Linked DNA regions of Homo sapiens: all the other regions are linked to region 3. Evidence: chromatin contacts called from ENCODE Hi-C data. All regions are on one chromosome and are shown on one strand. The core of a region is the stretch at or near the end of the contact, and the rest is flanking DNA. Distances in the headings are between cores, read along the strand shown.

Region 1 (2,914 bases), core at 344-2,843, 2.2 Mb after region 3:
TCCTATTAACTGACAGTAACTTTTCTCTCTCTTTTTTTTTTTGAGACGGAGTCTCGCTCTGTCGCCCAGGCTGGAGTGCAGTGGCCTGATCTCAGCTCACTGCAAGCTCCGCCTCCCAGGTTCACGCCATTCTCCTGCCTCAGCCTCCCAAGTAGCTGGGACCACAGGTGCCCGCCACCGTGCCCAGCTAATTTTTTGTATTTTTTCTTTTTTTTTAGTAGAGACGGGGTTTCACCGTGTTAGCCAGGATGGTCTCGTTCTCCTGACCTCCTGATCCGCCCACCTTGGCCTTCCAAAGTGCTGGGATTACAGGCATGAGCCACTGTGCCCGGCCACTTTTCTCTCTTTTTTTGTATCCTTTTCCCATGACTTCTTTACTATCTCTTCCCCAATCAGTATTTCGGTATCTATCTATGACTATCTATCTATGACATCCATCTGTCTATGACTCAGACCTGGGCTGAACTATATACTCGCCACATAGATTCTGCAATTAATATTCTGCTGTATTTGTTTTATGTATATGTCTACCTACGCTTGTATACATCCATCAATCCATCTTATTTTTTGATGCTTTTCAAATAAGTGGCAGACATCAGTGCTCTTCACCCCTATGGTGAATTTTGACAAATGCATACACTCATTATCCCTGAAGGTGTCCTTAGGCCCCTTTCCAGTTAAGTCTACCCCCAACTCCCAAGGTGAACTCTATTCTGATTTTTTTCCCACCATAGATTAGTTTTGCCTGTTTTAGAACTTCATATAAATGAAATTGTACATGGTGTAATCTTTTGTGTCCAGCTTCTTTCATTAGCAAAATATTTTCAAGTACCTGTGTTGTTATAAGGGTCCTCATTTTAAAACGAATAATTTGACAAGATCTTTGCAAACTGATCTTTACTTTAAAATTTTGGACTTCTCTGATGTGTATGTAAATACAGTAACCACCTTTAAATTAAATAGCCTAAATACAGTAACCACTTGAACTAAGCCTCTGAAACAGACATCTCTCCCATGTGTCTGTCAGACCTTGTCTTTCTGTTTTCATGCTCCCCACATCCCCCTACCTTGTTTAGCATTGATAAACATTTCAAAACTGCAGAGGGAATTTATCATATTTGTCTCAAGGGCACAGCGCTTTTGATTTACTGTGTTCAGTAAGATGCAGGGGGCTAACCAACCTCTTAGGATTAACTGCATTTGACTTACCTTCAAAAGGTCATCAGCAGTACATCCTTAGTAGGCCTCACAATAGTGTGTCCACAATACGGGTTAGTGGGAGTGATTGAAAGGCTTGGAGAGTTGTCCTTCTGGGTTTGCTCTGGTTGGGCGATCAGAGTCCATAGCACTGGGTGGGAAAACATGAAAGAAAATAAGTGAAAGTGACATGTTCCTCCAGAATAGCTAAAGGTCAGCGCTCACCCCATTCAACCACTGTATTCCCTAGACTTAGCATGAGGCGGTTTCTAAAAATCAAAGCCACACTTAGCGTGGTAATGTGGCTTTGTACCATGTCAACCTAGCTAAGCGGGAACTACGTTTCCCAGAATTCCTTGCCTGTAGGTTTCCGGGGTTAGCACACGCCACGTGACCTGATGCGGGCTTCGTGAGGCGGAAGTGACGCAGTGTTGTCGTCTCGTAGGCTTGAAAGGTAGGTGCCCGACATTAGGGACTGTCGCAGCCCGGGGAATTGTCCCCATCTGCTGGCTTACCTTGTGGGCGTGGATCCCCTCTAACTTTCCTAATTCCCGGGCGGCCCGCGGGCCTGCGGCAGATTCAGCTCTCAGGACTCCACTTTCAGTTTCTTCCACTTCTGGGGCAGGCTGCTTGTCCTGCCACTCTCAGGCCCCCCACCAGACACGGCAGCAACAGCTGTTCCTAAGTGTTCAACTCGCTCCTTCCCGCAAATGTAGAAGCTCAAATCCCTATAGCAAATTCCATATTCTATGTCATTCTTAATGCTTCCGTCTCTCTGGTTGAATCTAGATTGGATACAATCAGTGATGCACATTTACCAGACAGAGGATGTGCAGCGTTTACTGTTGATTTCTCTCTTTTCCTCCCTATCACCTCAGTTTAGTTCCAGGATCCACACTCCTCCACCATAGTCAGGAGATTCAGGGAAAGTTGGCAGGGTTCAGCTTTCAAGTTGACCCTTGATGAACCATGGTCAATCCTGTTAAGAGGCGTGAAAGCCAATCCCAGCCAATGAGACTGGGGAGAAATCACTGAAGAACTTGTGGAAAACAGACCCTCTGGATAAAAGACACGTGTGGGGAAAAAGGGGCTTTTTAATGTTATTCTGGATGTTTCCCAAAAGTACTGCTGCTGCCTTGCCTCCCTGACAGACACTGGCCTTAGGATGACATGCGGCAGGAAGGAAGGACGGATCTGGGGTTTTTCAAGACTCACTGAGATGCACAAGGAACCAACCCTCAAGTAGCCAACTCGTTCCTGTTTGCATGTGTCGACTGAAAAGAATCAAAATAAACAAAATATAACTATTTCTAAGAGGTTACAACTTGCAGGCAGGAAGCAGGCCTCTACCTGAGGCCATAAAGCATACTTTGAAGGAGAAAAGGTAGGTATTTATGCTAGGTGGAGAGGTAGGATATACGTATTCTGTAGCATACAGGAGAAGCCTATGAAAATTCATGGAGGAAACTCGTTAGAGACACGCACTGGGCTTACATATGAAGAATATCCAAAAGCGGATGACCTGTGTTCACTCTGGGGTGAAGATTTAACATTTAAATGTATTATAATTAGGCTGTAAATGCAAAAAGGTGAAACATAGGGCACAAGTTCACGATCTGTGCAATCTCCAGAGACCAGTCTGATCTAGCCTGCAGCTGGCAGTCATCTGTCAAGAAGGGGCTCTTTGTAGCCCAGAGTAGCTGTCAGGTTGGAACCA
Region 2 (3,254 bases), core at 289-2,788, 2.9 Mb before region 3:
CTCAAGAGAACTGAAAACGTATGTCCATACAAAAACTTGTACACAGATGTTTATAGCAGAATTATTCAAAATAGCCAAAAAGTAGAAACAACCTAAATGTCCATCGACCGATGATGGTTAAGCAAAATGTGGCATATTCACACAATGGAACATTACCCATCCATAAAACAGAATGAAATACTGATACACAGACATTGATGAACCTTGAAAACATACTAACTGAAAGACACCAGACAAGTGAGGCCATATATTCTATGATTCCATTTATATGAAATGCCAGTATAGGAAAATCCATAGATACAGAAAGTAGATTAGTGGTTACAAGGCCTGGGAGAGAAAGCAGAGAATCTAATGGGGAGTGACTGTCATGAGTATAGGATTTCTTTTGGGGGTGATGAAAATGTTCTGAAAGTAGATAGTGGTGATGGGTGCACAACTTTGCGATATGAGAAAAAGCACTGAAATTTACAATTTTAAAGAATAAATTTTATGGTGCATGAATACCTTAATAAGACTTTCTCAAGAGGAAAAAAGACAATCTATCCGTGCAATGAACACAATGTATGTAACTATGCCTCTTAGTTATAACCGTATTTTACACGCATACATTATGATCACAAATAGGTTAATATGAATAAAATATTAGAAAAAAGATCAAAATGCTGGGTTGGCAGAACTATAGGTGATCTCTTCATAACTATTTCTGCATTTTCCAGATGTTCCTTAGTAAGCACTGCTTTTTGTAAGTGGTGGGGAAAAGTTTTATTTACAACAAAAAAGATAAATTATTAAACTCCTAAGAATATAAGTAAAAATTCCTTCGCTAATAAAGAATAATAATAATTCAGCAATCTAATGGCCCCTAACACACCTTTCCTTCCCCTCCCCTACAGAAGCCAGGAAAGTTGAACTCTCTCCTTCCGGAAACACGATACCCTCGATTTCCAGGACATCTCTAGCTCCTGCTTTCCCCCCCTCCTCTCCAGCTGCTCCATCTTCTCGGTCCTTTCCTCCTCCTCTTCTTCCTCCTCCTCCTCCCCCTGAGTAGTAAGTGCTAACGACCCGCAGGACTCTCATCAGGCCTCTATTACTAAGTAAGGGGCTGCCTTACCCCCAACCCGCCACCCAGGACAAGGCGCACATTCTCGGCTGTCTGCGAACCTCGGACTCTGAGACATCTCCAGCCTGAGACTGCAAAGTGGGTGAAGAACTGCGAGAACTCCCCACATACAGACAGTACTTCCCCGGTGGCCACGAGGACGCCAAGCCGGAGATGAGGCTGGGAAGGGGGACGACGGGGCCGCCTAGAGCGACCAAGACTAGGGAACTAGGGACATCCTGGCCCCCTCCTCTAGCCCCGCCCGGGGCAAGGGGTGTCCTGCGCGCCGCCCCCTCTCGGACCCGGAGAGGACGTCCCAGCTAGCGTACGGGGCCCACACACAGAGGCAGCAGCGCGGAGGCGGCAGCGGCGCGGACAGCGTGGGAAAGAGGGACACTCACCCGCTTCAGCCCCGAGCCTTCACTGCACCGGAAGTAGTCACCCGCCCGTTGCCAGGGTGAGGAAGCGGGGCTGACATCAAGTCTCCCCATTGGTCATTCGGGGTACCACGTGGTCGGAAGCAGCCTCCCACAAGCGGCTCTGACTCCGCCCTCCGCTTCGGAGCGGCTCACCTGGCCTCAGAGGTGCAGCGCTAACTCCACCTGGGGCTTCGTTCTGAGCTGCGCATGCGCTATTGCTTATCTCTACCCACCCCGCCCCTGAATAAGCCCGCAGGATGTGATTATATCTGAGTGGTTGATTGACTAATACTGTGATGAGAAATGAAATTAAACTGACCATCATTTTATCTAGGTGTCGCTTAAGAGTTACTTTCTTTCAATCCTTAGAGCACTGTTAGACGGTAGGGAAAACTAAGGTTCAGCCTGCATTGCTTGTAGGAGTTGGGGCACGAGCCTTGCCCAGGGGGAAGGAGTGTAGGCGGTCTTTTATCGGCTAGGATGTAAGACCGAAACCCAGTCATGGGTTTTGATGACCCATGACTGATGGATTTTCCTTATACTTCCACCAAAACATCACGTCGAACTGAATGTAAAGGCAGAAATGAGAATCTAACTGGCTTCTTTAAGCCAGCTATAGAGGAATTTACACTAATGCAAAAGATAACACTTTTCTTACCACATTTTTTTGTTTTTGGAAAATATTTATTCTTCATTAAAATGTCTTAATTATATTAACACATAATGGTTTATTATTGTTATTTTAAATAACTTTTTAACATTTCAGTTTTTTGTTGGTTTTTTTCTTTTTTTTTTGGAGATGGAGTTTCACTCTGTCAACCAGGCTGGAGTGCAATGGCACGATCTCGGCTCACTGCAACCTCTGCCTCCCGGGCTCAAGCGATTCTCCTGCCTCAGACTCCTGAGTAGCTGGGATTACAGGCGCTCGATACACACCCGACTAATTTTTTGTATTTTTAGTAGAGACGGGTTTTCACCATGTTTGCCATGCTGGTCTCGAACTCCTGACCTCAGGTGATCCTACTGCCTTGGCCTCCCAAAGTTCTGGGATTACTGGCGTGAGCCACCGCACCCAGCCACATTTCAGCTTTGTATTCAATTTTTAATATAGTAAATATTAATAGATGTAACCCACAGAAACAAAAGCTTTGGAGTGTTCTCTACTATTTTGGGGAGTATAAAGGTATGCTGAAACCAAAAAGTTCGAGAACCACTGATACCATTATTATAAATATAACCTATGTGGTTTTATTATGTAACTTGGGGCTTTTTTTCTTTCTCTTCTACCACTGACTTCTTAGGGAGGGGCAAGGGGAAGAAGTTTATTACATAGTAAGAATAACAGTTTATTACATAGCAATAGTAACTGAAACCGATTTTGTTACCTAGAAGTAGGATGGATATTATAACAAAACATAACATAATAACATCATAAAAGTAAAACGTGTGGCACTGGCTTTGGAACTAGGTGAAGCAGCAAGAGCAGGAAGGGATCCAAAGTATTAACAAGAGTCTAAAAGGACTTGAGGAAGCTGCCAATGAGGGCTTAAAGGGAGCTAAGGAAGATGTTATTGGAAGCTGGAGAAAATGGGGCCCTTGTTATATAGTGCCAGAAAGTTTGGCCCAGGCATTAGGAAGCAGACATAAACCATCCCCATTGTGACCTTTCTGAATTCCTCACCCGCAGAATCCATCAGCATAATAAAATAGTTGTTCTTTTGCACCTTTAAAGTGGA
Region 3 (2,803 bases), core at 1-2,500:
ATGATTCCCTACTTGCCAAGAGAAGAAACAGATTTAGATGAGTCAAATAAGGTTCTGGAAATCTTTTGATTTTATGGCCTTCGGCTGCCCCAATCAGGCATCAGAACTACCAAACATTAACCTCCACAAGTTGATATGACAAAAGCAAAAAGGCCCTATGGTAAGTCAAATATCCACCAACTTGGTAGAGAAGTCAATAAAATCAAATGGCTCTGTGTGAACCTTGCCTGTCACCTTGGAGGACACATCCCATTTCTACCTCATTCTTTGAAGTCAAACCAATTTAAAAAGTAACTTTTCCAAAGAAACTTTCTAAACGGATTAAAAAGAGGTCATTGAAAAGGGAGCACAGGCTATTTTTCAGTGAATGAAGAGAAGGATTCTGAAAAAGCATTACTTCGTAGAAATATATAACAAGATTAAATTTTGTGTGTAACACTCTTCCTCTCTCTTAATATCAGAGTATTTCAAACACGTGTAAAGCGTCCCTGACTTTTTTCTAGGAGTCAGGACTTTGTCAAAGTTTTCCCATCCACTCTCTAACATGAAGTTAGGAACTGCTAAGTTATCGATTAGACATTCAGGGAATCAAAATCATCTCTAACTGAAAGATTAAAAAGTAGCATGGTTAATTGTTAAGAGAACTTCTGAGTTGGTAGAAATGAGGGGTTCACCTGACAGTTCGTGGTGCCCCCCCTCAGCACTCTCACCTTCCCCCCAACTATTTTACATCTTCATGGTAACGTTCCCTTGATGCTTTTTTAAAGGGGGAACAAGAACATCTCAAGTTAATACGATGGAGAGAGTTAATAGAATCTTCTCCTTTACCACCAGGGTCCTCTCCAGGGCAATGTGAACGGGACAGCAGTGCACGAAGTCCTCCAGGCCCCCAGAGGCCACAGCCTGGGCCCGGTGGGCCAGGGACCAGCCGGTGACACTTTTAAGTCCAGGCTGGCTTTGGGGGAGCTGGAAACAGGCTTCCTCTGGGTGGGGGCGCGACGAGGGGGCGGGGCGCGGGCGGCCCCACTCACCTGCGATTCATGGGCCGGACCCTCACGGCCACCTTGACCGATGCCATCGCTCATCCCGAACCAGCCCGCGCGGGGTCCCACTAGCCCAGAACTCCGCGGTCGCCGGCGACGCTGGCTACTCAGATCGCGGCTCCCGCCCACTTCCCTCTCGCCCCCGCCCCTCTGCTCCCGGCCGGACCTGGAGTTCCGCGGCAGCCCCACCTGCCAGGCCACTGAGCATGCCCAGAACGGCTCCGGCCCGCGTGATCCATGCGCCACGGTTTGGCGGCGGCCGGGCGGTGCAGAGGGGCGGGGCCGCGGGGCCTGGAAGCAGCCTCCGGGATCTGCAAGTCTGGAAAGGCCACGTTGTGGACCTTGGCGCAGAGGTTATGGGGGCGACCCGGAGCGGATGGTTTCAGGAAAACTAGAACCCACCCTCATGGCCTGAACAACTGGAGAGAAGAGGATCGCAGCAATTTAAAGCCAGCGGCAAGGATCACAGTCCTGGGGTCAGGTGACCAAAGCCAGTTTTTCAGCCCTTAACAAGAACCTGGCTTCACCCAGCCAAACATGAGTTAACGTATCCATTTTACACACGAACAAACTGAGGCGCAGAGATGATCACAGCTTGTTGGTGGCAAACTCCGCTAGGGCCTTCTCTGCTACCCTAAGGAGGTCCGACCGTATGTTTTGGACCCCTTAACTCGGGATACCGATAAACGAAAATTAATAGGGTGTTGGATGTTTTAAATGTGTGCGGGAATGTCATTATATTGGCTAGAATCAAACCTTATTTAGACTTGTTTTGCACTTTTGTACACTTTAGTAATTTTTAGTTTTAATCATAAGGGAGTTAAAGGCGAACACAACTGGTATTTTTTTTTTTTTTTTTTTTTTTTTGAGACAGGGTCTCGCTCGGTCACCCAGGCTGGAGTGTAATGCTGCGATCTCGGCTCACTGCAACGTCCGCCTCCCGGGTTCAAGAGATTCTCCTGCCTCAGCCTCCCGAATAGCTGGGCGTGCCACCACGCCCGGCTGATTTTTGTATTTTTAGTAGAGACGGGGTTTCACCATGTTGGCCAGGTTGGTCTCGAACTCCTGACCTCAAATGATCCGCCCGCCTTGGCCTCCCAGAATGCTGGGATTACAGGCGTGAGCCACCGCGCCAGGCCGACAACTGGTATCTTAAGGCTTAGGGCCTCTGGTAGAAGTGAGCTCCACCTCCCTTCCTGTGTAGAAGGTAAATGCATTCATTCATTCAGTGAATCGAGCATGCATGAAATCGTTTGCGCACACCCAGAAGCCCACCTGCGAGCCACAGGAGCAGCCATTCCAGGAAGCCAAGCTATAATGGGAGACGCAAGGAATGGAGGCGGAACTCCTGTTTTTAAGTCCTAGCTCCAACACTAGCCTTGTCAGCCTGTAATTCTGAATTACTGGGCGCCTCTGAGGCTTCTTGTCTCATCTGCAAATCAGGAACAACGGCATAGAGTGGTGAATGCATCAAGTGGGATGATGTCTGCAAGTACGCAACCCGCTTACACAAAGAATTATCTTTCCATAACCTTCCCTGGACCCCTAGGGCCAGCAGGGAATCATAGCCTCCCTTTGTTTCTAGAGCCCGGAAATCACTGGGTTTTCCCTCTGTCTGGAGCAGAGCTGGGTGCGAATTTGACCAACGGGTGGCAGGAACAGCCGGAGCAGGATATTAAGGAGCGGGCGAGCTTGCCAAGCATGCGCAGTAGCGGCGGGTTGGTTTGAGAAGCCGCCAGGGAGCCAGCGCGGCGACCTAG

The links. Hi-C counts contacts between places; a loop is a spot of excess contacts on that map. Pooled maps may share reads with other maps.
Region 1: a map of CD4-positive, alpha-beta T cell shows a loop between it and region 3 (15-fold over the local background). The contact joins the promoter of LCDR here to the promoter of KIF16B in region 3. A Hi-C loop is called at or near these places in 2 of 168 maps with a recorded cell type or tissue (CD4-positive, alpha-beta T cell and naive thymus-derived CD4-positive, alpha-beta T cell) and 10 of 50 pooled maps.
Region 2: a map of CD4-positive, alpha-beta T cell shows a loop between it and region 3 (6-fold over the local background). The contact joins the promoter of TASP1 here to the promoter of KIF16B in region 3. A Hi-C loop is called at or near these places in 3 of 168 maps with a recorded cell type or tissue (CD4-positive, alpha-beta T cell, CD4-positive, alpha-beta memory T cell and naive thymus-derived CD4-positive, alpha-beta T cell) and 11 of 50 pooled maps.

Annotation. Positions count from the first base shown.
Region 1 is chr20:18,792,456-18,795,369 of GRCh38, forward strand. It overlaps LCDR (lysosome cell death regulator), which reads left to right and starts at 1,594. Exons shown (of 1, transcript NR_026885.1): 1 at 1,594-2,914. It overlaps LINC00652 (long intergenic non-protein coding RNA 652), which reads right to left and starts at 2,129. Exons shown (of 4, transcript NR_026883.1): 1 at 1,713-2,129; 2 at 1,210-1,348. RefSeq lists an enhancer at 1,270-1,809.
Region 2 is chr20:13,637,394-13,640,647 of GRCh38, forward strand. TASP1 (taspase 1) reads right to left here and starts at 1,539. Exons shown (of 14, transcript NM_017714.3): 1 at 1,501-1,539. RefSeq lists enhancers at 896-1,396, 1,010-1,099 and a silencer at 1,290-1,439.
Region 3 is chr20:16,572,198-16,575,000 of GRCh38, forward strand. It overlaps KIF16B (kinesin family member 16B), which reads right to left and starts at 1,251. Exons shown (of 26, transcript NM_024704.5): 1 at 1,032-1,251. The coding sequence starts at 1,078. RefSeq lists an enhancer at 1,008-1,529 and silencers at 1,142-1,371, 1,158-1,287.